Linked DNA regions of Mus musculus: regions 2, 3, 4 and 5 are each linked to region 1. A link is a loop called in an ENCODE intact Hi-C map of the cell type or tissue named here. Cell type or tissue: heart. All regions are shown on one strand. Each heading gives the region's core, and the rest is flanking DNA. Links, peaks and the distances in the headings are about the cores only.

Region 1 (5,854 bases), core at 269-5,268:
GAAGAGCACAGAATCCCAGTAGTTGTGAGAAACCTGATTTGGATTGTAGGGACCTTGGGCTGCACTGCCCCGTGCTGGGGGGTACTCAGCCCCTCATTCTGGGGTGCTGTGCCTACTTCTCTGTGGCCACCACGGTAGAAAGATGCAGGCTGTATGAAAGCTAGGGTCTCTTTAAGTCTGGACTAGGAGAGTAGGATCAGGAATGCAATGGGCAGTGTTCAGGAGCAGAGAGTCTTCTTAGAGAGTTTGAAAATGGACTTCTACATTGAAGGCCCTCACCTTTGCTTTCTCCTGAGAGATGGGTCAAGTGGTGCCTTCTGGGACTGTGCTGTGCCCTGAAAGGATTAATCTATTCTCTGGTTTGCCCAGGACATCAAGGCTGGACTCATCAGTTCCAGAAGTGTGCTGGGGGTGATGCCACAAGGTTGTCATTTCACTGAGAGCAAACATATCACTCACCCTGGTCCTAAGAAAACAGGGGACTGAAGAAATTGAACTGCCAGTAGAGAATTGTCCCCTAGATGGACATGTGGAAAACAGCTCTGGAGAGCCTAGCTTGTGACTCACAGGCAGTATCCCCCTGCCCCCCACTGCAGCTGTGGGCAGCGTGGCCACCTTCTGATTCACGTTTTCCAAGGTTACCCAGAAAAATGGAAACCATCTGGATACACCAGCTCCCACCCAGATGGATGCCCGCACAGTTCTCAGACTGGCATAGAAGCTTCCATAGTCCCTGCTTGCCCAGAGCAGCTTCCTCAGCTCTAAGGTCTGTCTAGCTCCATCATCATTGAACTCCAGGCCCGCTGATCCAGAAGGCTTCCACACAGGGCACCAAATGGACATGGAGGTGCCTGCCTGTAGCGAGGGTCCTTTTAAGGTCCCTTACTTGCTGTTCTTCTGGGTAACTCCAGGACGTCATGTGGTGCTCCTTCCATGAGCCATTTCTCATCTGACTTGGGTGCTGACACAAGGCTTCCTCTCTAATTTGGGGTTCTGAATATAAGGCAAAGAAAGGAGGGGTGTCCAGAAGGGAAGGCCATCCTGGGAGAGCCCTCAGAGGTTCCCAGCATCTGCTGTCTTGGGAATATCGCTCCAGCTGTGTGCAGCTGGCATCTCACAGTCCGATTACATGTGTGTGTTTGTGTGCGTGCGCGCACATGTGCGCAGATTTATGAAGAATTTTCCCATATGATAAGCCCCACTTGCATTTTAGATCTAAGAGCACCCAGTACAATCTAGAGCCTGGTAAAGGTTGCTCTCCTTGCCAGCTGCAGGGCCAGACTGCCTGGCCCTATTCCTACTCCCACATTGGCTGCCTGGCCCAGTTTCCTGGGGACAGTAATGGTTCATCTAGAGACTGCTGGAAGCCTGGAGGAGACACACCAGCTCCCTGAGGCCCTGGGGAGCACTCAGACAGACTTGGGGTGGGAGAAGGACAGAGAAAGTAGCCATTATAAAGTCACTACTGTGGGGTCCTGGAGTGTTGCCTGTCCTCTCTGGCTTGGGGTAGTAGTTTAAGTGTCCCTTTCAACAGCCACCCAGTTCCATTGGCCTTGAATGAGTCACCCCTTTAAGGCCAGCATGTGAAGCTAACATGGCTGTAAGAATCCTCCTGTTCTCTTGTTCTTGCAGACAGGCTGTGTTTCCATCAGCTACCCATCCTTGCTGTGGGCTTCACCTCTCTCCCAAAACCTTTTCCACCCCATTGCTCCAAAAGCCTAGGAAGGTTTGGACTCTGATTGTGGGCACATGGAGATGCTGGTCTGAGTGAGGTCCTGTTTCTAGAGACGGCAGAGATCTGTGTGGTGGACGGTGGCAGATCTGGTGCAGAAGCAAGGGTGAGAGGCCCTTTGCCTGGGTCATCTGCATGTTAGCAGAGGATATGGGGGATGGGTAGCCAGTACTGGAGGAGGGAGAGGAGGGGACAGCCTAATGGTGTTAGATGGGAGGGAGGCACAAGGGGAGATTGGGTAGGGGAGCACACAAGAACAGGGATGACAGCCAAGGCTCTGTGAAGCTGCTGAAGGCCCTACCCTTCCCAGGAAGGTGATGTGCTCTCCACACTACAAAGAATATCAGTTAGGAAACAGAATATCTTATGGAATGTGAGTGCAAGAGGCTTGGAGGCATGGGGGAGGGGCTGGAAGTCAGAGGCCAGCATTCACTTCCTTTCTGGAAGCATGACTTGGTGGGAGGGATAACGATAGCTTGCTGGATGTGCAAGGGCTGGAGTTTGTCTGGCTTTGGTGTAGGCCTGGGGCATTTCAGTAGTGTGGTGGGGAATCCACTGCTGAGACTGCAGAACAGCCCCTGGCAAAATGCCCTGTGCTTCAGAAAGCGGCTGCTGCCTGGCCAGACAAGGAACCAGACCCAGACAGTTTTTTCAGGAGGTGACCCTTCGCAAGGAAGGAGAGAGGCCCAGGCCTCTAAGATTTGAAGTCGCCTCCCCCACTTGAAGATACTTGAAGCAGCTGCCAGATGGACCACCTCCCCATGTTTCAAGGCTGCCATCTGGTGGAAGGCTGGGGAATAGCAAGTATCTTAAACAAGACCCTTTCCACTCCAGGGGCTCAAGCAACTATTGACAGGTAAAGTGGACAACATAGAGCCCTAAAGATCTTTTTGCCTGGGAGGAAGAGCATCTCTGGGCCTACTTGATTGACTGGCGAGCAGAGATGGTGATTAACCTACAAAGTGTCACTTGCCTCCCTCCAAGTTCTTCTGTGTCTCCACAGTACTGCTCTAAGCAATGCACAAGATACATGACACTCTTGTATTCAAACCTTGCCCAGCCTTTGGAACCCATGAGCATGCATTCACTCTTGTGTGTAGAGCATGATGGCCACAGAGATCAATGTCATCATGTAGCACGTGCCTGCATCAATCACCCTGCTGTCCCTTACTCACTCCAGTCTATCAGACTGCTACTTACAATTTACCGTGCTGTTCTCGTTACTCATCAGCTATTGAGACCCACTGTTTGAAAGGCCAAATGATGTCTCCTCCGACGAAGGTTCTGGAATGGAACAGATTAGCCTGGATTAGTCAGAATCTTGACAAGAAGGACATGAGGGTCAGTTCAGAGAGGCAGGCAGGCATGGAAGTTCACACTGGGGTGATGTGCTTTGGAAATCACCCACAGGTATCTACCTGTGACCTGTCATCTACCTGTGACCTGTCATCAATCCCCAAGGGAGTGTGGGAAATGTGTTGGTATGACCTCAGATAGGGGATTCCAAGAGGACTGGGTGCTGAGGTGGCCCCAAAGCATGGGTAACTGAGGACAGAAGGTTTCTCTCCCTTTTTGCCCAGCCAGTCACATGGCTCTTGAGCTAGGACAAAGGCCTTCATCCTGTGTGTTCCTTTCTATTGCTGATGTAAATGCCTTTGGAGAGTCAACATGGGACCAAAAGGGATGTTTCACCATACAGCTCCCATCCATCATGAAGAGAAGTCAGGGCAGGGACTCAGGGCAAAAACTGAAGCAGGGGCCAAGAAGGCACCCCACTCACTGGCTTGATCTCCTTGGCTTGCTGAGCTTGTTTTCAAGTGATGCCTAGGACCATCCTGGCTGTGGCACCACCCATGGTGGGCTTGGTCTTCCCTCGTCAACCATTAAGCAAGAAAATGCCCCACAGACATTTCCACAGGCCAACTGATGGAGGCGTTCTCTCAGATGAGAGTTCCATCCTCTCAGGGGAGACTCCAGCTTATGTCCAATTGACAACACGAACCAATATGGCCTCCTTTCTGATTATCCCAGTGTGCCTATAGGAAAAAGCCTTCAGCATCCCTATGCCTCCGTTCTCGTGTGTATTTCCCATTTCTACCATATGAAGTTCTTTTTCCTCTGAGGGGAAGAGCTGGTGTGGGGAGCAGCTTCCTGACACTTTGGAGTTATGCCCCAGGGTGGGCCCTGCTATTTACAGCACGCTGCAGTTCAGTGTGAGTCGGATCCAGCCCACCGTCCCCAGACACACTCAAGTCTTCTCCCAGCCAACCACACACTTTCCTTGCAGGGATTCCCACACTCCAGCAAATATTCACAGCAAGTCTGTTCACTCCCCGAATGTTCCATACCATGTTCGTGTTCTCTGCAGCAAGAGCAAGCCTGAGGGGCTGAGCACTTTTATGCACAGTTAGGCTAGGGAACTCGGGAGGCCGCCTTGTCCAGTCGCTGGTCTGTTTGTTTGCTTGCTTGCTTGTTCTTTAAATATGACTCCTCCGGAAGTCAGAGTTGGCTGTTCTCGCCCATTGCTTTGCTGGGCCAGGTGCTGGCAGCAGCAGCCCTACAGCATAAGCAAGAAGCTCTCTCTACAACGGTGTCCCTGCCCTCGGGCTTGGGTGGGTGGGAATCCCAGCCCTCGGAAGGTGAACACGGAGGACTGGGCTGAGGAGTCTGCAGAGCTCAGTTGCTTATTTCATATTTATTTATTCTGAGGTTTTCCCACATGCCAGCCAGTGTTAAAGAGCCATTCAGCCTAACAGATTATCAACTCATAATAGAAATGTGAGAAGCCGCCTCATAGGAGACAAGGCCAGGGTTTCCAGGACTGCTGCCCACTGAGAAAGGTGCTCTGTGTTCTCAGAACTTTGGGCAGGAGGATCTGACCTGACCCTAGCAAGGACAGTGACTTTTGTAAGAAGGGGAGGTGAGTAGCTATTACCAAGGTACAGGGAAGTGGGGTGCAGCAGGAGAAGCACATGACATTCCCCTAGTCCTACAGGCCATCTGGGTGTGCTGTCCTGGCTCTGCACGCTGTGCCTGTAGGGGCAGGAAGGTCTTGCACTTACTTCTCATTTAAGGTTTAGTGAGTGGGAGTGGAGCCTCTAACACCGAGGTGCTCAACCTGTGTCTCAATCCCTTTTGGGGGGATTCAAAAGATCCCTTAACGGGGGTTGCCTGATACTATTGGGAAACCCAAATATTTACATTATGATTCCTAACAGTGTCAAAAGGACAGTTACAAAGTAGCAGCGAACGTAATTGTGTGGTTGGGGTCATCACACCAGGAGGGGCTGTATTTAAGGGTGGCGGCATTAGGGAGGTTGAGAACACTGCTCTGAGGTGTCAGGAGACTCAGCCTGCCTCCTGGGCCACCTGGAGGAGACTGAGGAGAACATCAAAGGTAGACCGGTCAGAAGCCCCGCCCTAAGGGGCAGAGGGGAGAACCCACAGAGATGGGAGGCAGAAAGAAAAATACATCTGTTCTGAGCACGCACCGGATGTTTTTCTTATCGTTATTCCCCAGCACAGGACTACAGGCATGGCCTCTGCAAGCTATTCAGCATTGCAAGTGATCTAGAGAGGACTGAAAGTATCTGAGAGCGGCTGGTGAGAGGGCTCATGGGTAAAGGCCCCTGCTGTCAACTCTGCCGACCTGAATTAGGTTCCCAGTCCCCAACGGGGACAGGAGAGAACTGACTCCCACATGTTCTGAGACCTCCACATGTGCACTGTGGCACACACTTATATTCGTGCACACACACACATCCATACACAACCCCCGCCACACACACACACTGAACACACACATCCATACACACCACACATATACATACCACACCATACCACACCATAAATTGAAATTGCATACTTCTGAAGCATATGGGAAAATATGTAGAAACTATCTGCAAATGCCATAGTATTTTCTATCAGGGATCTGTCTGCCGTTTGTTGAATCCACCCTTTAGAGTCTATGAATACGAAGGCCAACTGTATCTTTTACCTTTCTCTCGGCTCTGCTAGACTCTCCACTGTCCATCTGCTGACACGAGAGACGATCTCCCTGTCTCTTGCGGTCTCTGGGACTCTGGTCATTGTCTTTATTATTTCTCTTTTTCTTCGATCCAT
Region 2 (5,854 bases), core at 329-5,328, 100 kb before region 1:
ACAACAGCAGCCACAATGGATCTGGTTTTGTTCCTACACACCCCAGTCAATGCTGTGGTTTTGATCCTTAGAACTGTGCCTGTGGCCTGGCACTGGGAAGGGCCTATCAGCTGTCAATCAAGGCACTAAACTGCTCTCATCAGACAGGTCTCATCACTTAAGGGAAACCTTTTAGGAATGCTAATAACGTATATTAATATCCAGTTGACCTTTCCAGTGAGTTTTCCTATTAATGCTTCCCGTTCAGTCACACAACCTCAGATAGGGTTGGGTCCTTCTGATGTCTCTCAGTGGGTTCTAATGGCTCTGTTAGTAACCCAAGTGCAGGTCCTTAACTTCTCACATTCTCAGTTCATCCTTTAATCCACCCCTTACTTGTTCTTAGTCAAGTATATCCACCACCATACTGTAGAACACTTACCTTTATTATGGAAGATATTAGAAATATTGATAGTGGGGCTGGAAACTACTGTGTACATACATCCTTTGCTTAATGTCTTTAGCTTAAGGCTGAGTAGCTCAGAGCTAGAGAGAGTGCTCAGTGGTTAAGAGCACTAGCTGCTCTTCCATAGGACTCAGGATTAACTCTCAGCATCTATATGGTGACTCACAGTTGATTCCAAAAGAGCCAATGCCCTCTTCTGGTCTCCACAGATGTCAGGCATGGAAGTGTGGCACAGAGATACGTGTAGGCACAGACACATATGCATAAAATATTAATAATTCTAAAATTAAGTAGAGAAAGAGTGAGTGGTGTCTCTTGGAGCTGGAGAGATGGCTCAGTGGTTAAGAGCACCCCCTGCTCTTGCAGATGGCCTGGGATTAGATCCCCAAACCCACATAGTAGCACAAAACTGAAACTACAGTTTCAGGAGATCCAATTGCTCTTCTGACCTCTTTGGACACTGCATATATGTGGTGTGCATACATGTATGCAGGCATACACTCATACATACTTTTTAAAAAGAGTAAAATGTTTTACCAATCTCTCTTTCTCTCTTTGTGTGTGTGTGAACATGTGTATGTGTATTGCATGCATGTGTGTGAGTGTGCATGTGAGTGTGTGTGTGTGTTTACCCAAGCACAGATGTGTTTGATGGAGCGCACATGCCACTAGACAATTTTCAGGCATCAATTCTTTCCTTCTACCTTGTGGGTCCTGGAGATTAAACTCAAGTCATTAAGCCCAACTTGCCGAGCCGTTCTGCTGGTCTCTACTTTTAAATGATATGTTTTAGTGTGGAGAATGTTATTTCTGAAAATCTGGACAACTTCCATTTATTATTCCACAGCAATTGCATATCAGCCAACTGTAGTCCAGATGCGTGGACTTCGTGACCTAGAGACTGCTCTGACACCATAAGGACGAAGGCTAAGCTTGAGATCAAAAGCATCCACCGCCATTGTGGAAACTTGTATGAATTAGCCATGATTCATTTCTAGGAAAGTATTTGTTGCTGTGTTTGCCATAGAAACCCTGCTGTCTAGCCTTGGCACTGGGTTGGCAATTTCACGTACATTATTTCCTTTTACTTCCCAGCAGGCCCATGAAGAGGGCACAAAGGGAAGATGATACAGTGATGATGAAGGCTTCATTAAAGAGGCAGGGAGGGCACAATAAGCCCACTGCACAGATGGAGGAATCAAGTTCTGAGAGATTCAGACTAACTGTCAAGGCTATACATGTAGAGAGGGGATGGAGAGAAATGGGTGGGAGGCAGACAGATGGAGAGAAGCACAGCGAGGAATTCACACATCACCAGATTTCAAACACATCCAACAGCTGCTCTGTGTGGTCAGAGGAAGGCTGAGAAAACACAGCCACACCATGTTCTGTTTCTCTCTTTGGTGACTGAGCAGCATCGACTGGCAGACGTGACTGTCCACTTGTGAGAGTCCCCCATCAGATGTTCTTGAGACCAGGGACTCGGCTTCAGCTCATCCCTCAGCTTTGAGTGCAGGCCTGGGCATGCAGGAAGTGAGCAGAGATGTCCTGTCAACATCTCTGGATACCTTTTTCCTTGGCAACATTGCCCCTCCCCCCCCCCCCCGCCCCCGCCGCCAAATGCTAGAGCCATAACTTAAGCACTTTCCTAAAAGTAATTTGAACTGTGAAGTACAGAACTTGTCCTATAAAGATAAAGCAGGACAGGGGCTCTCTCAAGATCACCCATATACCATTTGCAACCATTTGCGTTGTCAGCAACTTCAGAGCTGACTGCATATGATGCATTTAAAAAATATTTTATTGATTGAAAATTTCATGCATGTATATACAATGTATTTAAATCTTTTCCATCCATACCTCCTCCATCAACCTCCCCTAGAACCTAAGGAAGTTATTTTGATTAGAATTGTCCCATCTTTGCCAAAGGTGTGTGGTGTGTCTGAGACAGGGCAGCCTGGGTCATGGAAGGTGTGCTGGGATAGTGTTATGGTCGCCCCACACACAGCACTGGAGGGAAGTTTCCACCACGCAGGTTCTTTAGCTCAGCTCCACTGATGCCCACCTTAAATCAGAGACACGTAGGACAGATACAGAGCTCATGCTATTTGCAGAAAACCAAGAGTGCTCCCGAATGCCCGAAGGCATACAAAACAGAACTCGTCTTTTCTGCTTCTCTATCTGAGGCTTCAAGGGAGCCAAGTGTCATCTTGAATTCAGGACTTGTTTGAAGTCATCTCTATCTCCGTTGTGCTTAGTGGAAGATCTAGGGAGAACACTGCCTCCACTCGCAGTGGCCACTGCACACAGAACTCACTTCCTCCTTTGGCAAGCATGGCCCTGGGAATGTGGTTGCTTTTTACAGCATCTGTTCTCCATTAGGGCATCTGACAGTTCCTGACGCTGTGATGCAGCCAAGCGGGGAGCTGTGTGTGGAGGCCGTGCAGTGAGGTGTATTACTGACTGGTTAGTGGTGACCAGCGGAATCCCTGATTCACTAAGCCAGAGCTCTGGTTGTGGGTTGCCGAGCTCTGCTCCTGATTCAGTGCTGTGGACAAAAACAAGGCAGAGAGAATATTCTCACGGATGGATGCCATGAAGCTGAGAAAAAAGGGATGAGATCTGGACAGAAGGACCCTGATTTATAAAAGTCAGACCGGATGTGGTAGCACTTGCCTCTGCTTTCAGCTCTAGGAGTTTGAGGGCAGCCTGGTCTACCCAAGGAGTTTCCAGGTTAGCCTGGGCTACATAATGAGACCTTGTGTGCTAGCTAGTTTTATGTCAAGTTGGTACAAGCCAGAGTCATCCAAGAGCAGGGAACCTCAATTGAGAAAAAAAAAATGGATCCATGGGCTGGAGAGATGGCTCAGAGGTTAAGAGAAAATGGATCCATAAGATTGGGCTATAGGCCTAGGCATGTTCTTAGTGATTGGTGTGGGCAGCCCAACTCATTGTGGGTTGTGCCACTTGTGGGTTGGTGGTCTTAGGTATTATAAGAAAGCAGACTGAGGGGTGGAGAGATTGCTCAGTGGTTAAGAACACTGGTTGCTCTTCCAGAGGTCCTGAGTTCAATCCCCAGCAAACACATGGTGACTCACAACCATCTGTAATGGGATCTAATGCCTTCTTCTGGCATACAGATAGAGCACTCATGGATAAAATAAATAAAATTTTAAAAATAAGAAAAAGAAAGCAGGCTAAGCAATCCATAGAGAGAAAGCCAGTATGCAGTGTCCTTCCATGGCCTCTGCATCAGTCCCTGCCTCCCTATTCCTGCCCTGTTTGAATTCCTACCCTAACTTCCTTCAACAATGAACAATGATATGGAAACATAAGCCAACTACTTTTCTCCTCAAGTTGCTTTGGTAATGGTGTTTCATAATAGCAACAGAAACCTAAGTAAAAACCCTGTCTCAAAATTAATTGATTGATTGATTGATTGATTAAAATAGACAACTGATCTACCTCCCACTATAGGATGAAGGATGGCACTAGTGTACTGCAACATTGACCCAGTTTAATCAGAACACATACAGACTGAACTTAGTCTACAATGAACCAGACAGAAGGCTAGTTTGATCTCATGCAGAGAATGGTGAGGTATCCAGGAGGAAGGCTGATTAGAACATGTCTATGTGACTGCCACTCTGTATGGCTTTACAGAATCAATAGTATGTGGAGGACACTGTGCCCAGGTGTAGGGAATCTGCCAGAATGTGTTCTGAGAGTAAGGTTCCACATGACAAAGAGAAGATGCAGGAAGGAGCCTGTGGCTCCATCCTCTGTCTATGTGCAAAGCTTTCTGGTGGGAGAAAGACCTTCCTTGTTCTCCTTAGGCCTAAGGGATGAAAGCACAGGGATGCCGGTAGGAAATGGGCGGGACTGCCCAGAGTTTGGCTGTGTGCTTTATGCCAAGTAGATTCTAGTCCAGACTGTCACCATGAGGCAGGGGAGACTCCAGATGGAGTTTTCATCATACGACTTTCAGGCTCAGCAGCCAAGTTTGCCCAGGAAACGCTCCAAGGTAGAGATGAAAGCCATACTGAGCTTTGAAGAACACAGAGGCCTGGGCTGCAGGGGTGCTGGAAGTGTCCCAGAAGTCACAGGGCAAAAGAGCAGCATGCTGGGTGACCAGACAGAGTCAGGAGAATGGAGCAGTTGGTGGCTCCTGAAGTTAGACTTGTGTTTGATTATACTCTGCCACTGGATAGCCTTGTGATCTGGGTTCTGTAGATAGAAGAATGGCCCTGCAAAGATGCCTCTATCTCAGACCTTGGGACCTGTATGTAAACATGTCATGTTACATAGCATAGGGACTTGAGGTTGAAAATGGAGTTGAATTTATCTTGAACTATCTGATGGAGATGATGTAACAACAAAGGTGGAAGAATAGGGGTGTGGGGACTGCTTAGCTGGCCAAATGCTTGCCGTGCAAGCATGCCACGAGTTCAGTTTCTAGAGTCCAAGTAGAAAAGCTGGTCATGTTGGCACATACATTTAGAGATGGAAATGGGAGACTCCTGGAGGTTCACTGGCCAGCCATTTTAGCCAGTTCATCAGCTCCAGTTCCAGTGAGAGACTCTGCTTCAAGATGAACAGCTGAGGGTGACACCTGAGGTTGACTTCTAATCTTCACAGGCATGTGCATGGTCACATGCGTCTGTACACATAAGTGGTCACTACGTACTTTATTGTAAACGTGGAAAATGGAGGACGGAGACCAGAGCCTGATATGGTACTGGAGCAATTTGGGCTGCTGCACTCTGGCTTTGAACCTGGGGCCGGAGGCATGAGCCAGGAGTGTGTCAGCTCCCAGGAGAAGAGAAGACAGAGGGGCATATTGTCTTCTAGAAAGTTCCCAGCAGCACTTTAATCTTCATCCACTGGGACTTATTTCAGACTTCTGCCTCACAAACCTGAAGAATGATATATTGTGTGTTTTTATGCCACTAAGTTTATTTGTTTGTTACGCCAATAGCTAAAACTCCTAATGCATTTGGGATAGTTCCACCTTTCCGAGTCAGGAATCAGGTTATGTTGTGTGTACAACAGAAATACTGTTGTCTGAGTTCTAGAAATATTGAAAATAAAATATCAGTTCCCTACCTGGTGCAAGAAGACAGTTGTTATTGATAAAGAGAGTTGTCTGAGAGATTTCTCCAACATTTAGCTATTACAAGAAGCCATACCTTCCCTGTCCTCTGGGCATAGTATGGCCATTTCTTTCTTGAGATCAGAGCAGCTCTGATTACCCACACAGGACTCTGACTAGATTGAGAGATCACTCAGGGGGTACCTAGTGAAAGGGCACATGAAGCCCCTCCCCTCCCTGAGATACCAAGGCAGTAAGTGATTACTGGGCAGAGAGAGAGGTAGACTTTTCTTTCTCCTCCATGCTGTAGCCTCCTG
Region 3 (5,854 bases), core at 470-5,469, 310 kb before region 1:
AGCTGCCTCTCAGGGAGCTGCTAAGCATAGGTCAGGATGACGCACTAGGAGCCACAGATGAGCAGCGTACCCTGAGCAAACCCTCCCTTGGTCCCCTTATTGCAGGTGCCTTCTTCACAAAGGTGCTGGACTTGGGCTCCTCATCTCTGAAGCTTGAGATCTGGGACACAGCCGGCCAGGAGAAGTACCAAAGCGTCTGCCACCTCTACTTCAGGGGTGCCAATGCTGCGCTCCTGGTTTATGACATCACTCGGAAGGTAGGGTCACTTCCCACCCCCTTCCCTAGGCAACTGCACGTTTACTGCTTTCTATAGGGGTCCACGTCAAGGAAACAGGACTGGATCCATGGTTTATAGTAACGACTACATCAACCAAAGGGGCCAGTGAGCCCATGCTGCTAGCTTCATTCAGAGAGTCCTCTTGGCAACCCCTGACACCCAAAGCTGGGCTCTGTTTCTCTGCAATCTCCTGGTGCACTCCTTACCCCCACAGCACCACCATCAATGGTTCTAGTGTGCTGCTGACATAGCAAGGGACTGTTTCAGAGCCAGCCCACCTCCCCAGACCAACCAGTGTGTCTCACCAGGGGTTGCAGAACACAGAGCATGCATGGGATTGATATGGAAGGACTGGACTCGCATGCCCGAGTGTGTCCAACCTGGCCCAGGACAGGGTGAGCTTGCTGTTCACAGGAAATAGGGAAGTGGGGAGTAGTCATATTGGCTAGGAGGCAGGAAGGTGTAGTAGGTACAAGAGGCTTGGGGGAGGGTCCTGGATAAAAGATTGCAGTGGATCCAAAATGTATGTGTTGGTCATAGGTCCAGGAGTGTGGAGAGATGGGACCCCATATCAGCCTTGATGCCAGGGGTCAGGAGACAGGTGCCAAAGGACACAGGGTCAAGCCCCTCACCTGACCTATGAGGGGCTACAGTTAGGAACTGGGTTTGGGGAGATAACAGTTCTCTCAAACTCTCCTTCACAAAATGGTGTCCAAAGTGGAGCTCTTGACTCCAAATTCCCTGTGACATCCATGCCCTTGGCTTTCTGGTGTGCTGCCTGGCTGCACAGCTCTCCCTTAGCAGGGCCAGCCCATCCTGGATGCCCTCTCAGGGGATCAGAGCAGCCCTTTGGCATTGCATTCTGGAACAAGGTCTTGATGTGGCTATGCAACCACAAGGGAGCTTTGCTCTTCTGGTTCAGCAAGGAGAACTCCAGCACGGTTTCCATTCTGTCTCTTTAGGATTCCTTTCACAAGGCCCAGCAGTGGCTGGAAGACCTGGAGAAGGAATTCCAGCCAGGAGAGGTGGTGGTGATGCTGGTCGGCAACAAAACGGATCTGGGCGAGGAGCGGGAAGTGACCTTCCAGGTGCCGCATGGTGGCGGGCAGCAGGAGGGAGTTCTTGATTCTGTGGACTCAAGTACTTTTTGAGGCCTGGAAACACACACACACACACACACACACACACACACACACACACACATACTCTCTCTCTCTCTCTCTCTCTCTCTTTCTCTTTCTCTCTCTCTCTCTCTCTCTCTCTCTCACACACACACACACACACACACAACACACACAGCATATACCTCTGTGCCTCAGGCACTCACATACTCATCCATATACTTGCACTTACATGTATACCCATGATCTCTCTACCTCATACTTCATAAACACACATGCTCATGCACATGCCCAGAGTCGTTCTTCATGGATATATATTCATGAGCACACACATGTGCCTCCAAAGTCACCACATGCAAACCCACATGCAGATGCACTTGTGTGTATAGAAATGCACAAAGATTCCATCTTAGTTCCTCTTCTAGTTGGAGATTCATATAGAAGGTGTATGTACACATATGTACAGAGGGTGTGTGTATATCAGGTGGTCTGTGTGAAGAATATGTGCACATAGATGTCTTTTTCTATTGTTTTGAGGCAGGGACGTATGTGTCCAAGGCTGACCTTGAACTCATAATCCTTCTGCCCCAGCTTCTTGAGTGCTGGGATTACAGGTGCATTTCCATTTCTTGTGAGTCAACCACAGTCGTTGGACTTAGTGAGTCTTTGGAGGGGCTCTCATTAAACACACTGACTTTTTCCTTCAGGAAGGAAAAGAGTTTGCAGAGAGCAAAAGCTTGCTGTTCATGGAAACCTCCGCCAAGCTGAACTACCAGGTGTCTGAGATCTTCAACACTGTTGGTGAGTTACAGCCCCTCCACAGGAGTGTGAGAGCTCGCTGCTATGCCTCCACCCTTGGGTTGACTTCTGGTGTCCTTGGGGCAGGGAGGGGTATGAGGAAGACTAATAGGGAATGTTTGGTTAGGGTTCTGGGTGGTGCTCTCCAGTACACCTCCCTGTTTTCCACAGCTCAGGAGCTTCTGCAGAGAGCAGGAGACACGGGGAGCAGCCGCCCACAGGAAGGTGAGGCTGTGGCTCTGAACCAGGAACCTCCCATCAGGCAGCGCCAGTGCTGTGCACGATAGCCGCTGCCACTGCAGGAGAGCTGGCGGAGGACACATCTCAGCCTGTGCTTCAGAGGGTCCCCAGCCCAAGCTACTACGTCTTTGTGGCAAATCTGCCGGGGCTGCCTCTTTGTCCATTCATGTTCTGTGTCGGAGATGGCTTATGCTTGAGCCCTGGAGGCTTCCAGGCGTTGGTTTTCTCTGTAATCACTGCTTGCCAAAGCTGATGAGAACTGTCTCAGGGAAGATCCAGTGTCAAATGGCTCCCAGAAGACTGTCAGCCCTACCTTACCTGATACCCAGATACTTGGATGCCCTGAGCCAAGTGTGCCTGCTCCTCCTGGGCTGTCCCTTTCAGCTTCCTTGTGACCAGCACAGAGAGCTAAATGAAGCAGAGAAGCAGCATGGACTGGGAAAAGCCTTTGATCCGTGGGATGGGAGGACAGATGCTTCCTCCTGGGGCAGCATCCATAACTGGACCACTTTCGTTCTGGGAACTGTCAGGGGGAGAGAAGGGGCATCAATGCAAGGAAAAATGCAGAGATGAGCCCAAGAGAAAAACGAGCCCAAGGTGCTAAGTCTCAGTGAGGTGACGCAGGAGAGACAGAGTCTGAAAGGGTGGCTGGGATGGAAGTGTCCCCCTTCCAGCGGTGGATGGACAGAGCCAGGTTTCTACCTAGTGATCTGAGGACTCTAAAACCCCTGTCCCGAGATGAACACCGTGTTGTCTCATGTCCTTCTCTCCAAATATTAAACGTCTTGACAATCCGAACACTTCATGAGGTTATATTTGGACCCATGGCCCGACGGGTCACACCTGTTCAGTTTTTCTGCACACGTTCTAGATGGGTTTGTGGGTGTTAAACATGGTGAGGGTTCATGGGGGTGAGTGTAACGAGGGTGGGCACAGGCATTGGTCTGGGGTGGACTGTGAGTTCTTCTGATGGTGATTGTGTGAGTTCTTATCCTTGTAGAGAAACTCAGGTCCTTGAGCAGGGAAGAAAGCCCCAGAAAACATCTTCCTGTTAAGTTTCTCTCTTGACACTTGCTGGGGCAAGGTGTGGCCATTTAGGGAGCAAAGCTCTCTCTCTCTCTCTCTCTCTCTCTCTCTCTCTCTCTCTCTCTCTGTGTGTGTTTTAATCCTTGCTAATCCTTGCTTCTGGGAGTGTGATTAGCTGTTGAGTCTGAACAATGAGACATTGTTGTTGGGTGTGGTGATGTAGGCCTCGAATCCCGACACTTGTGAAGCTGATGCAGGAGAATGGCGAGCTTATTCTGGGCTGCACAGTGAGAAAACAAACAAACAAACAAACAAGCAAACAACAAAACCAACAGAGTCAAACAAGCCCTAGAGAACATCACAGAGTGGAACATTGTTATCTCACCAAGGAAGATGGCTTCACCGTGCCCACTGTGAAGCTCAAATGGATAAAAGTGAACGTGTCCCCAGGCTGGCCAGGAGCTTGTCTGTGCCTGGGCTGTGACTCCTGCTCCCATTGGCTTTGCTTGGACAGGACCACACCAGTGCTTTCTCCCTTCAAGTTTCACATGGGGCTCAGGCCAGGGATTGGAGGGAACTTTCTGGCCCCGCTGCACTTCTAGAGGGATGCAGCTTCATTCCGTTCTGGGGCCTGGAAACGATTGTGAGTTTCTAGGCACTGATGTAGTCCTGACATGACCTGAAGGAAACCCTGTGACCACTGGACAAATGTGAGCCAGACACTGTTCACGTCAGGATCAGTGAGCAGATGACAAGGGCCGTGTGGGAGGTTTTCACTCCCTCTTCCCTGGTGGGTTTCTTAGTGAGGCCTGTTGATGCTGGGCAACTGCTTTGCTGACAGCTAGGGAAGATACATTGTTGCCACCTGGTGACTCGCTCACATGTGAAACAGGGGAAGTGAATATTCAGCATCCCGGGCTGTCCTCATCATCCCTAAGGGCTGGGAATCATTAGGCAGGTAGGCAAGCCTACCCTAGAGGGGGAAGAGAGGCCGGGTTACATATGGCCACTAGGTGGCGATCTAGTATCACTTAAGACAAATCCTTCTGTTGGGTCCTGGGTACCTAGACACTCCGGTGCATCTCTTCAGGGCAAAATCACTGCTTTGAGGAAGCAGGGATACAGCAGGAAGATTTGTAGGTGACTGCCTGTCTGGTTACCAATCTCTCCTTTCTCTTGACTGATTAGTAATGCTCCCTTTGACACACCTCAGCAGAAAGCCCAAGACTGGATGGATCTGGAACCACCCAGCTTCACCAGGCTTGTGAAAGTCAGTGGTGCCCAGGGATGGAGAGATCTCTTACAGTTGAGAGGCAGGGCCCTGAACTCAAGGTCAAGGTCAACATGTCAAAGTGGGACCCAGGACTCCATCAGAGGACCCAGGACTTTTGGACAGCAGAGTATAATGTCCAGCTAAGGCCCAGGTCCTTTTCTGTGACAGGAAGTGCAAGAGCAGTGTCAGGCTCACCACTAGGTGGGATAATCAGCAAGGATCATTTTAAAGAACAGGCCACTGGGTGCTTCAGAAGGTTGATGTTATGATGTAAGATCAGGGGCTGAGAAAAATACACACACACACACACACACACACACACGTACATATGCACATATGAGCACATGCACACACGTGTGTGCACACACACACATGCACATGCATGCACACACACGTACACATGCACACATGCAGAGAGAGAGGGGGAGAAGAGGGGGAGGGAGAGGGGAGGGGGAGGAGAGGGGGAGAGAGAGGGGAGAGAGGGAGAGAGAGAGAATAGACTTTTCCAGGCTTACACTTTGTGTTATTCTTGGGAGAAAGGTTTGAACTCTTTGAGGCAATGTCTTGGTGTCTGCAGCTTGTCATCAAATGTAGGTTGGCAAGGATGGGAAGTAGGAAGCAGGCAGACAGGATGGCTGATGAGTCCATGTAGGTTGAGATAGTCCTTACAATGTCTTGTGAACTTTTCTGTATGTTTTAAAACCGTTCCCAGACTGTGGAAAAGATGAGTACGCCTCCATTCATCTTTCCAGACGAGGAGCTGGTTCTTTCTGGATAAGAGCTGTGGGAGGATGTCCTCCAAGCATGGCAGCCATTACCACTGCTGTCAGAGCAGCAGCTATTGCCTGCAGGAAACCATCAACAAGAGCCAGCCTGTGTTCCTGCCCGGGAGGAGGGATGGGTAAGGTCATGAGACCTTCATCTGAGATCCCAGCCAATCCCCACTTATGCCTTTCACCGCAGCCACATGTCACCACCCCAGGAAAAAGTGGCGTTGGAAGGTGATGAAGTATACAGGGAGTAGAAAGAACTGGAGGGGAGTTGGCCTGTGACAACAGTCATAGCGGCCTGTGACAACAGTCATAGCGGCCTGTGACAACAGTCATAGCGGCCTGTGA
Region 4 (5,854 bases), core at 532-5,531, 260 kb before region 1:
GGGTTACCAGCTTGGGACCCCATCCAACAGTTTTCATCCACAAACTTCTTAATGCTCCATTTTGTTCTCCTCCCTCTTCTCCATCCTTTCTGTTCCCTTCCTCCCCCCTTCCCTCCTTTCCTCTCTCCCTCCCTCCTTCCTTTAAGTCTCCTCCCAATACCAAATTAAACAAACAGACAAACTAACTGCACTCCTGATGCTCTGGTCTTGGTTGTTGGCCAGGCTAGGGGACTGCTTTGCAGAGCCTGGGAACTGGCTCCACTCCAGTTTTCTTGGGGAGTCCCTTGATAGGGGTGGAATGCTGGGATTTCCCACCACTCAGGATCCCTAGCCCATTGCCTATCTAGATGCTAGGACCTCTAGGCCTGCAGGGACCCACCCACATACAGCTTCCTGGGACCTAAGGCCAGGAAAGCCCCCATCTCTGCTTAAAGCAAATTCTGCTGGGAGGGCTGGGACCCCAGCTGGGCTCTGGGCTCTGGGCCCTGGGAAAGTCCTGCTCCCTACAGGCCAGCCTTGGGGCATCACTTCTGGCAACATTGTGACAGGTAGGACATCACCCCAAGAGGGCTGATGCTGGGGATAGGTGCAGTGGGCTGTGTGTGGGAGGGGAGGGACAGGCTTTATTTTCTAATACGAGGTCAGGTAGAGCATGGGGTGGGACCCAGCTTGCCATTCCTAGGAAACAGTAATGAATATGGCATGTAGCTTTGGGACAGCCAGGAAGCCACCATGGCTTTGGAGATGTTCTGAGTATCACATGGTGAAGAGCACACACTGGTAACACACCTCTGGTCTGCTCACACCTATAGGGGCTTTCCAGTGGAGGCATTTACATCTGGGGCTGAGGTCTGGAAGACTCAGCCTTCCTTCTGGATGCCCTGCAGTTTTCTCCTTTCCTGGTATCCAGCTTGCTGTGACAGGATGAAATCAGGTCCTCGAGGAAATGAGCACACTGGGGAACAGAGCCCAAGACCATTCAACCCTTAGCTCCTGGGGGCCTTGATCTGCACACCCCAGCTACAGCCTGAGATGGAGACAGGGCAGAAGAGTGGCCAGGTTCTCCCAACAAAGGCGTGGTATAGTTAAGCCAAGCAAGAGAGACGTCCCCTCCTTTCATCTGGCCACAGCGAAATCCACCTATCTTAAGGCCAGAAAAACAGAGGCTGTGGTGTCAGGACAGTGTAGTTCTGAGGCTGCTGCCACAGAGCTCTGGGACACAGTGCATCTACATCTATCATGGCTTTGTTCACCCATGAAGTCCTTTGGGGTCCTCACTGGCTGAGCCCAGTGAGAAGAGAGGCCGAGGATGGTGGTGTTGGTACTGCCAGGGAGACAGAAGAGAGTAGAGGAGAGTACACAGAAGTTTCTGACTTCAGGAGAACTCTGGCCTTGGATTTCTTGGGCCTTTGGGGATGTCACATGTCCTAATTAGGTAGCAACTGGCAGTTTAACTGTCCTGGCAGGGTGATGGCTATTCTCGAGAGAGACATTCGAGCTGCTCCATCAGACTATTAAAACAAAATCCATACAAAATAACAAGTTTTCTTGGGAATCTCATACTTAGTAAAGCAAAAGGCTAGGACCCCAGTGCCAGCCAGAGGAGGAGCTTGTCTCCCAGGAAGAGATTTCAGTTTGAACTCAGAACACCTTCCAGGAGACTGGAGCCCAGAGGACGATGGCCCACCTTGATGGAGGCTGCTTAGTTATGTGCGTTTCTAGCTCTCCGCTTAAACCTGCATCTCATGCCAGCACCTCAGGCTGGACTTTCAGGGGCCACTAAACTTCTTGATCTCTCCATCCCTCCCAGTGTGGTCACCCGGAGTGAATCTTCTTTTATGCCTTACATTATTAAGTGTCTCGATAAACAGCCAATTGGTGAGCAATGGCAGAGCCTGGCTTGTTAGGGCTGCGAGGACCCAGCCTTGTGCTCCAGAGCATAGCAATGGTGTGAGCAGCTGTCAACTCTATTCTAGGGCACCTATGCCACAGGCTGCGTGGGCTCTTAGCATTTTGGAGGAAGAGGTTGAGACTAAGGGGATTTTCAGTGCACCCCCAGCACCATGCAGTTACAGTTACACTCTCAGCGTCCATGTCTGGCCTCAGCAATGGCTGTTGAGTAAGTCAAAAGAGCCCCCAGCTTCTGCTGTCACTCCTAAGTCAGGTGAGTTCTGGGTAGCATATCTGTGCACCCGGGCAGTTATTAATCCTAGGAGAAAGGCCTCCCCTTTAGCAGTGGAAAAGGGACCTTGAACTTTGGGAGATGGTCTAGAGAGTGTGGGAGGGGGGTGCCAGCCACCTGGGCATCATGCCAAGCCCATTCTGTTTTGCAGCCCCAGCTGAGAGCTGCTCCCCTGCTCATGATGCTTAACACTGGCTTCGGATGACATGGGAATGCTATAAGCCTTAGACTATATGAGGCTCTGCAGGAGGCATCCTTTCTGTGACCCGAGCCAGTCTCTACAGCTGGCCTGTGGGCAAGTGGTGCTTCCGATATACTGTGATGACAGAGGAGGGCCTGAGGTTCAGGGAGGTGGTGACGTTACAAAAGGGCCCTGGGCAGTGCATGGTGGGGCAGTCTGAGGCAAGCAAGACTTTTGTGTCATTTTGCTTCACAGTATCTCCTTAAAGGCCACCAGGCTACTGAGGTCTCTGAGTGGCTGGAGGCCATTGATTTAGTGATGCTGAGCTAGTCTCTCGGACGGAGCCACCTGAACTCCTTCAGACACCAGAAGTCCCTTGGACTCTGCCTTTTGAGATGCCCTTTCCTTTCCTGGTCCAGGCAACAGGCATCCTCATCTGGGATACGTATTTCAACCATCCTTCACTTCTGTTTTCTACCCTGCAACCAAACACGCCCTTTACCTCACCAGATTCCTGATTACCCCTAGAGGAAGGAGGTGGAGAGAGCCAGGGCTTCAGGGCCAACAGCCTTAGTGGTCCCTGCCTACAGGTTTCCCTGGTGCAGGGCTTAACTGACAAGTCTCCCTGAGCAGGATGGATGGTTGCTTCAGGCATCTGGTGCCCTCTTCTGGCTAGTTTGGGTTACTGCGTGGGCTCTAAGGGCCCAAGGGACCTAGTAGCAATTAATGTCTGCTAGTGAAACTTCCACCCATGGAGCCAGGTGTCCAGCCCCTGTGATGATAGCCCCACCTTTGCATCCTGTGGTAGGTGGGAATCCCACTAAGATCTCTGTTTCTCTCAAAGATTCAATGTCCCATCCCTGTTGTCTTCCATCATGGCTGGGTTCAGCTGTTGCTACCTTCTTGATTCTAACTTGGGCTTCATTTTCAAAAGTGTTGCCTTTTTATAAATGAGCAGGTTACAATGTTAGGGGTTAGGGCCACAGGAATCAATATGAAGTGCTATGGCAGGATAGATCCATGGGTCATGGTTCCCTTCAGGGAGTGAAACATTTACCGAGTGTCCTGGTGCTTTATGTCAACTTGACACAAGCTGAAGTCATCTGAGAGAAGGGAACTCCAATTAGGAAAATGGCCCCCAGAAGATCTGGGTGGTAGGCAAGCTTGTGAGGCAATTTCTTAATTAGTGATTGATTGGGGGAGGGCCCAGCCCATTGTTGCTGATTCCATCCCTGGATTCTATAGGAAAGCAGACTGAGCAAGCTCTAAGGAGCAACCCTGTAAGCAGCCCCGACCCCTACGGCCTGCATTAGATCCTGAATCCAGGTTCCAACCCTGTGTGAGTTCCTGCCCTCACTCCTTTTGATAAAGAGCTGTTTTATATGGAACTGTGAGCAAAATCAATCCTTTCCTCCCAAATTGCCTTTGGTCAAGGTGTTTCTGCATAGCAATAGTAACCCCAACCATGACAGGGAGGTTTGTAGAGCTGCCTGTGCTACGAACGGGAAAGAATGGAGGTGCTGTGGCAATATGGCTCCTTGAAGGATCTTTGTGATCTGGGTCTTGACTCAGGTGGCGTTCACATGAATTGTACCTGCAGTAAAAACCACTAAGAACTCAACATGTGTGTGCATGCACACACGCACACAAACACACAGGTACAGAAACACCCCCCCTCCACCCCCCCCACATGCACACACGTAGATGCACACAGATACTCAGAGACTGATGCATAAGATACCCAGTCTCTCTCTCTCTCTCTCTCTCTCTCTCTCACACACACACACACACACACACACACACACACACACGCACACAGATACTCAGACATGGACACATATACCCAGTCTCTCTCTCTCTCTCTCTCTCTCTCTCTCTCTCTCACACACACACACACACACACACACACACACACGCACACAGATACTCAGACACTGACACATATACCTAGTCTCTCTCTCTTACACACACACATACACACACACAACACACACACAGAGCTGTGTATTATGTAAGATTAGAGAACCTAAGCCAAAAGTGCATTGATTTCTGCTATTTACCACATGTGAGTTGACAATTACCTCAAAGTAAAAAAAAAAAAAAAAAATGTTACAATGTAAGAAAGTTAAAATGTAGGGGGGTTCTGAGAGAAATGAGCTTGTGCACAAAATGTCTGTGGAAACCCAGCAAGAGATGGTCTACAAGTAAGTAGGGAAGCACGCTGTCACGCATGCTTATCATGGAGCCTATGTTGCAATAGAAAGAGTAAACTGCGGGCTTGCAGAGCAGCTTTGTGAGCGCCACCTACATTGTCCCATGTGAAGGAGACACAAAGCGCTATAGAGGATGGTTCTGTGAACCTGAGTCTTACAGGCTTACAGCTTAGATACATGGCTGCCTGGGCTCAGGGTCAAGAATGGCTGCCACAGAATTGCAAGCATCTCCTAGGTTGAAGGAAGTGCCTTGCCTCTTGCTGAGGTGGTGGCTATGTGTTTTAACATATTCACTAGACTCACATACAAGAGGGTCGGGATTCACTGAGCTAGACATTTCAAGCAGTGCATCTTGCTGTATGTGAATAATATCTACGTGGGAAGAATAGTTTATCCAAAATCCAAGTGGGAGGTTTTGGCTCAGTGCTGGAACAGGTAACTGATGGTAATTTTATAGGAAACTTTCCCATGTTCCATGGACAACTGCTGGAGATTTATTGCTTCAAGTATTTCTCTGTCCTGTGTAGATAATTTAACTCATCCCAGCTGGGCCCTAACAATCCCATCCGCTGTGGTCTCGTGCGGCTCATCAGCTATTTAAAAACTTCCACAGCCAAGAGACTTCTGGCACTGGAATTATATACATCAGTGTCCTGGGGTGAGCTCCCACCCCCCCCTCTTGTTCATTTCTTACTCACACGAAGTTCCTTCAGGATGGAAGCAAGATGTGTGTGACTTAAGCTCTTTCTTCCCCCCAGGGATGAGTCTGCTGAGGCGGATATGGCGGAACACCACTTAGATCTTTCTTCCAAAGGAACATGCTGGAAAGCTGGAGGCGGGAGTTGGCTGGCAGCCTCTGCTTCAGCACCCTCAGCATCTTTTGTGGTGTGTGAGCCTTAGCCCTTTCTGCAGGCAACTCCATACTTCTCTGGAAACTCTGGGACCAGACAGAGCAGACAGAGTCTGGTGCTTCTGCCCAGTGCACTCCTCCGCAGGACTGCTTGCTTAGCTCACATAGCATCATGGGCTGAGACTCTCTCTCCAGGGCCAGGCTCCATGCCATCAGAAGCCTTCTCTCTCTATACCAGCTTTTTTCTTCTCTTGTGGGCTTTGCCCACTGCAATCTCTGCCAGCGTTATCTGCCTCTGCTGTGCCTCCCCAAAGACCAAAACCATCTGCCCATTAGATACTCTTTGTAGCCAAGGTCTGAATGGAACAATAAAACATGACCCAGCAGGTCAGCTGGAGGCCCAAGATGCAGAGGTATTTCCATGTGGT
Region 5 (5,854 bases), core at 491-5,490, 250 kb before region 1:
CTGTCTGTTCTGACTTCATTTCTGATGCTGTGATAAAATATTCTGACAGAAAGCAACTCAGGAGGAAAAGCTTACAACTCCACGTTTGAATCCGTCACTGTGAGGGCTTTACAGGGTCAGGAGCTTGAATCAAGCCAAGCCACATCCATAGTGAAGAGCTGAAGGAAAAGGCGTGCGTCCTTGTCTGCCCACTTGCCTATTTTCAGCTAGCTTTCTTCTTTCTTATACTATTCAGGATAACCTGACTAGGGGATGGTGCTACCCACCATGGACACTCCCACAGTACAATCTGGTAACTTCTCATTAAGATTCTCTTCCAGGATGATTCCATGTTGTATCAAGTTAACAGAACTAACAAGCACACGGACTTCCAGGAGAGGGTGCCCCATTGCCTACTCTCACCTATAGGGTGTGAGGTTGTTGCTTGTGCTCAATACTACTGGCCATACTTCTGTATGGGAAGTAGGAAGCAGACAAGAAACAGGTTAGGCCAACCAAGGAGTAAACATGGTCTCACTTCTAAGGCCTCCTGTAGTCAAGTGAATGGAATGTGAGGAGAAATGGTGTTTCAGTTCTCAACTTAAACACATGCTCTCTCTCTCTCTCTCTCTCTCTCTCTCCTCTCTTTTCTCTGTCAGACTGACTCTAAAGTCCACAATTTAAAAATGTTAATGGCTATGGGTAGCAGAGGCTACTGACTGCTTGAGGCTGTATGGATTGTATGGAAGTTGTATAGGAGGACGGCCCCAGTGAATCGCAATTCCAGATGCCCGTGGCTTTGAAAAGCTTTCTCCTGCTCAATTCTCCTTTGAACCAATGGAATGTGGCTGAAATGATGCTGTTTCTATTATGGACACAGTTACAGCTGATGCTTTCCTACCTTTTGGAAGCACTGAGACACCACACAGAGAAGAGAGAAACTCAGACTAAAAAAAAAAAAAAAAAAAAAAAAGGGCAGAGGCTTCGCTCAGCAAGCCCAGGGCTAGGGTTTCAGATGTGTGTGAACCATCTTGGATGCTCTAGGGCAGTGAGCTCCTGGGTGACTGTCCCAGCCCACACTCAATGCAGCAGAAAACCACCCAGCCAAACCCACAGAATCATAGCCATAGAATGAAGGCTGGTCTTAGCCACTGAGTACTGAAGGGGTTTTCAGCAGCAATAGACAACAAAACCATGAAAGAGAAGCTGGTAACATGTCCATACTATGACTGGGGAGTTTGTTGAGTAGTGCTATTAATGTTTTATTTTGTTTTGCTTTCTTTTTCATCAAAAGAGATCAGTGAATTAGAGCCAACCAGAGACAAACTTGAATTCAGGCAACCTGGAAGGAGGTGCAGATACAGTGACTAATCAGATGGGGAGGAATCCGAGGAAAGGAAGGAATCGGGACTTCTATTCCTAAGAATCTGCTATTGGGAGGGGATTATAGTTGTTAGGGGATGGAGACCAGGGATGAAATGCTTGAGGCAGGAAAAACCTGTAAGAGGGACTCTGGGTTTGTACTTAAGGTACTGATGGGGTCTAAAAATAAAAACAGTCACCAGGAAGACTCAACTTGACTTTGCCTCTCAGATAAGAGACCAAGGCTGGTGGTGTGTGGGGAAGTGAGAGCTAGCTTCATGGGAGAGTGAGATTCAGAGGACGCTGGAGGCAAAGGGATAACTGGGCTAAGGGATAACCATGAAAAATGCCTCCATGGGCATGGCCCTTGGGACTGCTGGTGGCAAAGAGCCTAGAGAAAGGCTGGAGCAGAGAGATGACTCCTCAGAGCCAGAGGACAGGCAATTGTAATTAATAGATAGGATTCAATAGCATCAAGGCCTGCCTGTGGGTAGGGTTGGGAGTAAGTCTGTGATGGTTAGTATCTGCAACTTGACAGGACCTAAAATCACTGTGGAAACAAGCCCCTGGGCACATCTGTGAAGGATTAGATATTCCTAGACACATTAGGTTAATTGAGGAGGGAACACCCACCCTAAGTGTGGGCAGCATCTTTCCATAGGGCTGGGGTCAAAGACTGTGTTAAAAGGAAAGCAAGCTGAGCCTGAGGCTTCACTGGGTATTGCTTCCTCACTGTGGGTGAAATGTCACCAGACCAAACTCTCACAACCACGACTCCCCATCATGATGGGAAACACTCTGAGCTAAAACACACCCCCTCTTCCTTAAGTAATTATTATGAGGTGTTTTGTCACAGCAAGGAGAAAGACAACTGATAAAGGTCTAAGAGAAGGGTACTAAACTCAAGCTAGTGGCAGTGGCTCAGAAGACAGTATGTGCATGTTCTACATCCACATGTCTATCCTTCACTCTGTCTGTCCATCCATCCATCCATCCATCCATCCATCCATCCATCATTAGATCCTCATTACAGAATGCCATAAACCAGGCATGATGATCAGATTAAGAAAAAAAATAGACATGGTTCATCTTTTTGTTATTGCTTTCCTTGAATTCTCTCCTCTGTGCATAAAAGTAGAGGCAACAGGCAATGCCAGTCAAGCTCTGTTCTTGGGCACTATATACTCCAGCGCTTAATAACATCAAGGGCAATAGCACAAGTAGGGACTATTTGCGGGAGAGGTGAGCAAGGCTCAGAGACGGTGAGTGTCTGATCAGAGAGTGACATAGCCTTGGCTTTCATAGTCAGCTTAGGACACCTCTCTCTACTTACCTGCTCCAGGGAACCTGTCCCAAGTTCTATTTACTGAGGTGGGTGGTACAGAGGAACAAGAGAGAATCTCTTGTTTTATTCATGAGCATTAATTTCTCACTGAAGCAATGATTCATATGATGTAGAAGGACTGGGAAGAGTGAAGCAATGATGTCTTTAGTTCCTTGCATAGTGGAGAAAGCTCTCAGTGGGTTAAGTTTACCGCCAGTGAGCAGTTTCTACGGGAAATTCCGTCCCAAACTCCAAACAATTACCTTGGAAACAGCCCTGGAATGGAGCCTGTGTGTAAATCAGAGCATGTGTGACTGTGAAATTTGGTCGTTGTGGACACACCTCCAATGGGGCTGCTTTCCCTCACTCTTGCTTTCTCTCACCTTTCTCTGCATTGTGCTGTGCAAAGACCCTCGGCTTCCTGTTCTAGTAAGCTGGCCAACTCCCTCCCCTAGTCTTGCACACATTTCTGTAACTACCCCCCAGAGGCTTCCTTCATCAAGTAAGGAAAACCGAATTCTGTTTTCCTAAGTGACGGGATGTGTTTATCCAGGGACTCCAAGCGGGCTCCAGTGCCTGGCCAGATGGTTCCAGATACGCTCAGCAGAACGCAAGGCGCAGGCCCCAGGGCTCTCCACAACCATGTGACTCACAGAAGGCCGGTGCCAAAGACGTGCACTGAGTGTCCTGCCCATGCTGGGCTGCACATAGGGTACACACAGGCTTCTGCTCCTTGGCTGCCTTAGGTGGTGCTGGGGCGGGGGAAGGGGAGGGTGTGCTCTTGCTGGAACTGAGATCCACCCTCCCAGGCCAACCGTGACTCATGTCTATTTTTAGTTTACCACTCACCCAGGTGGGCCAGGTTCCATGCTAAGTGCTCTAAATTTTGTATCTCTGTTTTTTTTTTTTTTTTTGTTTTTTGTTTTTTTTTTTTTTACATGGAGTGATCATAGGCTTTGGTGCCCGTATTTCAGCACATGTGCCTCTGGCAAAGGGGAGATTAGCTTTTGGGGACCTAGGGAACTTACGACAGGCATCTGCTGATGGCGTTGTGAGCCTGTTGAGTCCATGAGCTGAGGGGCAGGGTTGGCAACCAGGATCATGTCTGTCACTATGCGCAGTGTGCTTTGCTGGGGTAGACATGACTGATGGGTTTTGACACTCTCCCACTGGCTTGGACATTGCTTTGAAGAAAGGTCATTGGTTAGTAGCCACTCCTGTCTCTGAATCTCTCTCTCTCTCTCTCTCTCTCTCTCTCTCTCTCTCTCTCTCTCTGTGTGTGTGTGTGTGTGTGTGTGTGTGTGGAATGTGGTCAGGTTAGCTGTGCACAGCCCTCTGCTCTCCTGGGTTAATGGGCATCATGTATGATTTATCTGGTATAGAAAATTTACTTAGATCTTTTTATGGCCATATTGTCCAGAATGTGCCAGATTTCCTCAAGTTAAAGCAGGGCCAGGCCTGCTTAGTCTTTGCATGTGAGACACACCTGCTTGCTTGGTTTCAGTTGTTCCCTCCTCCTCCTCTTCCTCCTTTTCTTCTTCCTCTTCCTCCTCTTTTTCCTCTTCCTCCTTTTTCTTCATCTCTTCCACCTCGTTTCTTCCTCCACCTACTCCTTTTGTTTCTCCTCCACTTCCTCTTCCTATCCCTATTCCTCCTCCTCTTCTTCCTCCTCCTACTCATCTTCTTCCTCCTCTTCCTCCTCCTCCTTTCTGAGATATGGTCTCATGTGTCTCAGGCTAGCCTCTACAGCTTTGACCTTCTGGTCCCCCTCCTTGAACCTCCTGAGTGTTAGGATTACAGATTTGCACTACCACACCTGGCTTGATGCTGCAATTTGGATGGGGCTGGGACTTTCTGCCTGTTAGCCAAGCACCCTATTAATAGAATTACATCCCCAGCCCTTGACTTACCAGTTTAGTAGTGTGGATGGATAATCTGACTTAGAATTCCTTAGAGCCAGACTGAGCCAAAAGTGATTTTAAGCCATGTATTTGGGAGGAGGTCTTGGGAAGAGCCTGGTTGGAGCAGCAAGATGTGTGGTGAGTGATCAAGTGGCCTCTGTGGCCTTACTGGGGACCTTGTGATGACTGTCTCGGTGCTCTGTGATGTGGTCAAGGGATAGACAGTGGATTGCTTGCTTCCTAGTTCTGGCCTGTTGTTGACTGATAGATGCTCAGGGGTCCTTAGTACCCTACATCTTTGTCTGATCAGCTTGTCAACCATGTGGTCTGGAGCACTAGAGAAGCCCTTAGGCTTAGAGCTTCAGGCTGTTCAGCAGGGACAGAGGAAAAGGGGAGAGTAGGTTCCCGGGCTATTCTCTCAGTCTCATGTCTAGCATCTAGCAGAGGAGAGAGCCCCTGGCCTGGCTCCACACCCCCACACCCCCGCTTTGCTCTCCTGCACTAGACACACTGTCCAACTTCTCTGACAGCTGTAGTTCTTGTCCAGAATTGTCCTCTAAGGGCTTGCTACGGAGTGACATGAGGTAATGTCTATGAAAGGCTGTGTGAATTTCAGAGGTCTTGGGAAGTCTGTGCTATTGGCTACCTTCCCTCCTTCCCTCCCTCCCCTCCCCTCCCCTTCCCCTTCTCCTTCCTTCCTTCCTTCCTTCCTTCCTTCCTTCCTTCCTTCCTATGGATACAGGAGAAATCTGAGCCTCTTCTTGGGGTTGTATGCATCATTAATAAAACAATTTAAGAATGGACTCAAACAGAAGCTCAAGGACAATTTTATTAGAGTTTAAAGGAAACCAGCTGTATCTGAGCTGCCACACAGAGGAGAACAGAGGAGGGGGGAAGAAAGCCATGCCACTGAAGCAGCATGGGAGGTGGACATACAACAGACAAGCAGCCACGTGGTGCAGGAGGAAGCTATAGAGAAAGCAAGGAAACCCAAATGTTTGGAAAACCAACGTATTAAGTAAACTATGCTTAGAAAAGAGATAGAAGAAAAGTTTCTGAATGATGCAGAAAAGCAAGCAGACTCGGGGTGGGATTCTGGGAAGGATAAGTATGGTATCTAATGAAAGGACTAATTATTCTATCTGTTTAGTATGGCTTAAGGTCAATTTACCTTCCTTAGGGTTTTGTCTCTACTCAGGCCAGAGATTCTACTATTGTGACCAGAAGTATTTTCCTCTAACTTGCATAGAGACTCCCTCCCCTCCCCTCCCCTCCCCTCCCCTCCCCT

The links. Peaks named below come from ENCODE experiments on the same cell type or tissue, not always from the same donor. Only the 100,000 strongest peaks of a DNase experiment are listed, where the experiment ranks them.
Region 2: a loop joins it to region 1, with 2.4 times the contacts of the local background. A loop is called at or near these places in 4 of 42 quality-filtered maps.
Region 3: a loop joins it to region 1, with 9 times the contacts of the local background. A loop is called at or near these places in 30 of 42 quality-filtered maps.
Region 4: a loop joins it to region 1, with 8 times the contacts of the local background. A loop is called at or near these places in 7 of 42 quality-filtered maps.
Region 5: a loop joins it to region 1, with 2.6 times the contacts of the local background. A loop is called at or near these places in 7 of 42 quality-filtered maps.

The regions. Positions count from the first base shown.
Region 1 is chr1:90,647,508-90,653,361 of GRCm38, reverse strand. Gm35242 (a long non-coding RNA gene) reads right to left here and starts at 4,284. Exons shown (of 3, transcript XR_387261.3): 1 at 4,081-4,284; 2 at 2,933-3,016; 3 at 1-993. In heart, for the core only: a CTCF peak has its summit at 2,511 (motif pointing left); DNase peaks (open chromatin) are centred at 1,351 and 2,221; H3K27ac peaks cover 3,776 bases.
Region 2 is chr1:90,747,358-90,753,211 of GRCm38, reverse strand. No RefSeq gene overlaps it. Among named protein-coding and RNA genes, the nearest start is that of Gm41918, 14 kb to the left of the region's middle. In heart, for the core only: no CTCF peak of the experiment used is centred there; a DNase peak (open chromatin) is centred at 2,831; H3K27ac peaks cover 1,919 bases.
Region 3 is chr1:90,955,514-90,961,367 of GRCm38, reverse strand. Rab17 (RAB17, member RAS oncogene family) reads left to right here. Exons shown (of 6, transcript NM_008998.4): 3 at 106-257; 4 at 1,241-1,366; 5 at 2,107-2,200; 6 at 2,369-3,235. The coding sequence ends at 2,484. Among named protein-coding and RNA genes, the nearest start is that of Prlh, 5.3 kb to the right of the region's middle. In heart, for the core only: a CTCF peak has its summit at 4,455 (motif pointing right); a DNase peak (open chromatin) is centred at 4,477; H3K27me3 peaks cover 3,528 bases.
Region 4 is chr1:90,903,719-90,909,572 of GRCm38, reverse strand. It overlaps Gm35381 (a long non-coding RNA gene), which reads left to right and starts at 455. Exons shown (of 6, transcript XR_387263.3): 1 at 455-548; 2 at 5,335-5,839. In heart, for the core only: a CTCF peak has its summit at 3,047 (motif pointing left); DNase peaks (open chromatin) are centred at 3,052 and 5,412; H3K27ac peaks cover 103 bases; H3K27me3 peaks cover 1,494 bases.
Region 5 is chr1:90,894,390-90,900,243 of GRCm38, reverse strand. All of the region lies in intron 4 of Gm35381 (a long non-coding RNA gene), which reads left to right. Among named protein-coding and RNA genes, the nearest start is that of Gm35381, 12 kb to the left of the region's middle. In heart, for the core only: no CTCF peak of the experiment used is centred there; a DNase peak (open chromatin) is centred at 3,333.